2 separate regions of the Mus musculus genome follow, and region 1 is linked to region 2. The links are chromatin loops, found by intact Hi-C in ENCODE. Cell type or tissue: left cerebral cortex. All regions are shown on one strand.

Evidence for each region. A loop is a pair of places that touch in the nucleus more often than their neighbours do. Peaks named below come from ENCODE experiments on the same cell type or tissue, not always from the same donor. Only the 100,000 strongest peaks of a DNase experiment are listed, where the experiment ranks them.
Region 1: it touches region 2 in a loop (14-fold over the local background); 5 of 42 quality-filtered maps call a loop at or near these places.

What each region holds. Positions count from the first base shown.
Region 1 is chr5:120,890,169-120,892,668 of GRCm38, forward strand. No RefSeq gene overlaps it. Among named protein-coding and RNA genes, the nearest start is that of Oas1g, 3.8 kb to the left of the region's middle. In left cerebral cortex, no CTCF peak of the experiment used is centred here; a DNase peak (open chromatin) is centred at 1,403.
Region 2 is chr5:120,784,089-120,786,588 of GRCm38, forward strand. It overlaps Oas1e (2'-5' oligoadenylate synthetase 1E), which reads right to left. Exons shown (of 6, transcript NM_145210.2): 6 at 2,224-2,500. Among named protein-coding and RNA genes, the nearest start is that of Oas3, 7.7 kb to the left of the region's middle. In left cerebral cortex, no CTCF peak of the experiment used is centred here; no DNase peak of the experiment used is centred here.

The sequences.
Region 1 (2,500 bases), 110 kb after region 2:
CTCTATCTGAGCCTTCGGGGGACATGGGAATGCTGCTCTATGATTCCAGCCTTGCCCCTTTGAAACACCACCAGAAACATGGTTTTAATAAACCATGGCCAAGGTCTCCTGCCAAGCTGTGAACCCATCATAGCCTCACTGAGATTCCCATGTAAGTCCTTTTCTCTTCTACAGCCCCTTCAGCACTCACACTGGACACTAGCTTCCCATTGGACCAGACCCTGCTCTTCTTGGGCCTGGTTCTCACCTTCCGGTCTGCCATGCAGTGGCTCCCTCATGGTGAGAAGGGAGACACAGACCAAAGCCCCTCCCCCCACCCTTGACCTCCTCTCCAGCAGAGGAGCCCTGGAAGCACAGCAATTGTCCCAGACCCTGCCCTCCCCTTCTGGTCTGGCTTATACCTCATTCTCAAGCCCCACAGAGAAACATGGACAGTCTCTGGTCTTGGCATGGCCATGTCTGTGTTTTGGTGACATCTGGACCCCACTGGCAAGGAGAGTCAGAACCTGGGACACACAGCAAACCTGGGTCCCACGTTGCTCATTTGGATGGCCCTGTCCTGAGGCATTTGGCATCCTTTCCTGATGGGCTCAATGCACAGAGTGTGGTGGGAGGGTAGAGGCTGAGACTGATGGCTCCAGCCAGCTGAAGACACAGGTGGAGGTGGAGTCTTGATTGTGACACTGGAAAGGACCCACCTGCTGATGTCTGGACTTTGGGTTTCTAACCCAGAGCCTTTCTGCTCTTTAAACCCCATTGTCACTTTTCCACAGACAAATCTACACAGTTTGTCCCTGCAACCTGGGATCCACCAGGACCCTTGATTCTCAGTGATTCTGGGTCTGTCTCACACACAGAATCTACTACTCTTGTTCTGTTTCTTCTGATTTTTGTTACCACCTCTGGGTCTTTGCAGAGTCTGTTCCCAGCACCCTGCATGCTGTTCCACTTCTGCAACTGGATTGAGGTCCTGAGTTCTTCTGTCCTTGGCTAAGAGGTCCCTGCCTCAGGGAGCAACTCAGGAGCCCTTTCCGGGATCCTGGGTAGAGTCAGCTGCCCTCCCCACCTCCCATAGAGTCTTATAAACCGAACTTCCTGAGAAAGGGGAAGAAGAACAAGACAGAAAGCCACGTGGGTCCTAAAGACTCTCCAAGGCTGAATATCTAATTAGAACTTAGTGATGTTGGCAAGTCAGAGCAAAATGACCATAGGCTCTCTTCAGTGTTTTAACAGGCATTCAGGCTTGCCACTGTGTCTTACCCAGCAGGGAACCCTGCCAATAAGGACTGGCCTGGCTAGATCTGTCACTGGGCAGGGATTCTTTAAGGAATAACTGGACACATTCTCACTGGATGTGAGGACCACTCCACAGGAGGACACTCCAACCTGGTACTGCACATCAGGTGGGGAAGCCACCACTGGGCGATCACAGGCCCCAGGGATAAATGTCAGGCTGCTCCTTACATCTTTATACCTGATATTATGTAGGCATCCCTCATCTACAGTTCCTGCTTCTCCATGACTCTAGCTTATGTTTATTTGGCATTGAACCCATCCAGGACAAAGTTCTTTTTCCTTGGGGTGTGGTCACTGGCAGATTACCCACTTCCCAGTGGTTGGCTTCACACCTGTGTATGAGAAGCATGGACTGGATCCAGTGGTTTAATCATTAAAAGAGTCACACTAATTTGGGATGGGGAAGTGTTCCTTGGGAGGAAAGGGGGGGTAAATTTGATAAAATATATTGAAGGTATATTATGATAACTTCAAAGAATAGTATACAAAATGTCCAGGAGGATATTCAATTCCACTATATTTTGCCTTTCAAGAGGCACAAACCACTTCTGCAGAGCTGGTCAGATCCCCTCAGGGGGCTCCTGAGGATATCATGTCTCCAGCAGCTGCTGGACATGTGGCCAAGAGGGCAAATCCAGGTCTTACACCTTGGGACCTGGGCACTCCCTGACTCAGTCAGACTTACTGAAGAGGTTGTCTGCATAGATGAGTGACCCTTGTTCAGAGGCTCGGGAGAGCTCAAAAGTGGAATAGATCAGCTGGGCACAGTGACACAGTATAATGCTAGCAACAGGGGTTGAGGCAGGAGGATAGCTGTAAGTGGACTGACAGCCAGCCTATAACAGAGGTCCTGTCTCATAAACAGCAGCAAATTGCTTCACTGAGATAGCTCAAAGGGTACAGGTGTTTGTCATTAACCTTGATGGCAGGACCCCTGTGGTGGAAGGAGAGAGAGCCGACTCCTACAAGCTGTCCTCTGACCTCACATGCTCACACACAGGAAATAAATGTCATAGACTATCTAAAGCAGGATTAGCTTGGCTCTCAGACAGACCTGCTCAGGACCCTCAGCCTCCCGTCCTCCCACCCTGGTTCTTGTGGGAGGGGCCTTCAGCATCCCAGTTCCCTCAGACAAGGTCAGGATCCATCAAGGTGGCTTTGATATCAGCCAGGCCATGAAGACTACTTTTTGCTAAGGGCCAGC
Region 2 (2,500 bases):
AGATTTTACTCAAATGTCCCTCAAAAGGAGGAATGCCAGCATCCCGGGTGTAAGAAGATGTGTGTCCCTCCTCCACAGAACATGTCACCCTGTGCTGTGTGCTTTATCTGAGCCCTCGGGGGGACCCAGTGGTGCTGGCCTATGATTCCAGTATTGCTCTTTCTTAAACAACCCCAGACACACAGAGTCGGTTTTAATGAACAATGGTCAGGGCATCCCAATGTCTCTTGCCAAGCAGAGGGGATTCAATATGTCAGCTTTCATGGACCCCAAGTGAAAGCAAGCCCGCATGTGATGTGTAATGGCCACACCCCATTTCCCCACGATGGACGGAATGAACCCTCAAGTGGACCTTTGAGAGGCTCCCCAATGATATACAACATGGAGTTAAACATCAGGGTACAGGAATGAGCAATGGGCAGCTTAAGGGAGGAGGAGCCTCATGGTGGCTGGATCGTTTCCATGACAACAGGGATGCAGGGTCTCTCAGAGGGAGAAAGATGTCCATAGTTGACGCTTCCATATCAGAGCATCTGACTGCCATGTTGTACAGCATCGTGCTTGCTCCAGACTGGATTTGACAAGATCCCTTTGCCCTAAGCATGGTGCTCATCCCTGCTCTTCCCAAGGGATAGCTTATGGTGCTGACTTACCATCCACCCTGGGCAGGGAAGTGGCAGGGCTTGACAACAGACACTTTGAGGTGCCAAGCCCTGTCTTCAACTTTGACCTTCTGTCAAGGTCAGACACTCCCTTCTCTCCAGTGCCCACCCTCTCAGTAAGTAGCATATGCCCACTAAGGGCACGCACTACTCTGTCCACCATGGTACCACAGGGTTCTGTTCCCCAGGAAGCCTCTTTATCTACACTCCTGGTTTCAACACTGAAACTGGATTCAGGTCAGTAATTGGGGGAGGGACCCACTCTGACAGCCACTGCCCTCATCCCAAATCAACCCTCAGGGTTCCTTCAAATGGCGCATCTTCATGGCCAACTTCACTAGCCTCAGATGTACGTGGACACACACCTCTGGGTGTGTGTGTGTGAGTACACTTCCACAAATGTCTGCAGACTGCTTCCCTGCTCTGTGGCCATCTGTCAGCTCACCTCATCTGTGCTGATTTGACTGCATTCACAGGGGTTATAAGACATTTGGGAAGATCAAAGCTCAGGATGGTTAACTGACTTTTGAGCAGGTTACAAGCACACATAGTGGGGGAAAGAAGGGATCTTGTGCTTGACTCGGGAAGCTGGTGACTCTCTGGCAGGAATGAAAGCCCACCCTCACCTCACACTACACACACACACACACACACACACACACACACACACACACACACACACACACAGCGGCCAAATGCAAGCAGAAGGGTCCTGAGGGAAGAGAACTGCTTAGCCATGATGATCTTGGTGTTTTACTTGGCTCTGATGTCAAAGCCACAGGCAACTCAGGATGATGTCTTTAAGTCAGGCCTCATACATGCTGGGTAAGTGCTCTACCACTGAGCCACACACACCCTCTCCCTCTGTCAGACACTAGGCAAGCCCTTCCCTGCTGAGCCACACCCACAGCTGCCACATTTGATCTCAATGATCTTCATCTTTCCATTCCCCATGGAGAAATGGGATGCAGGCGTTACAGATCATGCATGGCATTACATTAGTGTGGGGAGATGAGGGAAGACATGATGGGTCCACAGCTTGGCAGGGGACCATGGGCGGTTGTTTATTAGAACCCTGTGTATCTGGGGGTGTTTCAGAAGGGCAAGACTGGAATCATAGACCAGCATCACTGGTCAGATAAACAGCTCAGATAAAGTGAGGTTTGCCCTATGGTTCAGAGGACACTGGGACACCTGGTCCTCAGGGTTGCTAGAGTGAAAACAGAGTAAATGAGGGGGGCAGGGAGATCCACCCCTCTCCCTTCACAGAGATTGAGAGTGGACCTTGGGGACAGGGAGTAGGAGTTGGGAGCTGGTAGCCCTCAGCAATTTAGTGCATTCTTAGTGAGAAGGGGCCCCTGTGCAAACCGCAGGAGTGGATATTTTATGGTTAATATATTTGTGTATTTATAAAACTGTTGGCTCACCACAGTGAACTATGGGACCATTTAGCCAGTTTGTGAAGGTGTGTGTGTATGTAACTCCAGAATGTAGAAATTTGAAGCAGGTGGTATTCTGTGAATTACAGACTGGGGTGGGACATATAAGAATAAATTAATTCATTTTAGTTTAATTCAATGCATTTTGATTTAATTCAGTGCTTCAAATTATATATATATATACACACACACACACATACACCTAAATTTTAAAGTCATAAATTTAAAGTATCCGCAGTTTTATTTTCCCGAACTGCCATAAACCCGGCCTGCATGTTGTAGAAACAGTGCACCTTGATGAACACTGGCCAGATTCCCAGGGTGCCAGGGCCACATGCACTGCTGAAAAGTTTCTGTGTGGTCTGAGGACTCCCTCAGAGTGCACCCTCCCCCATGGCT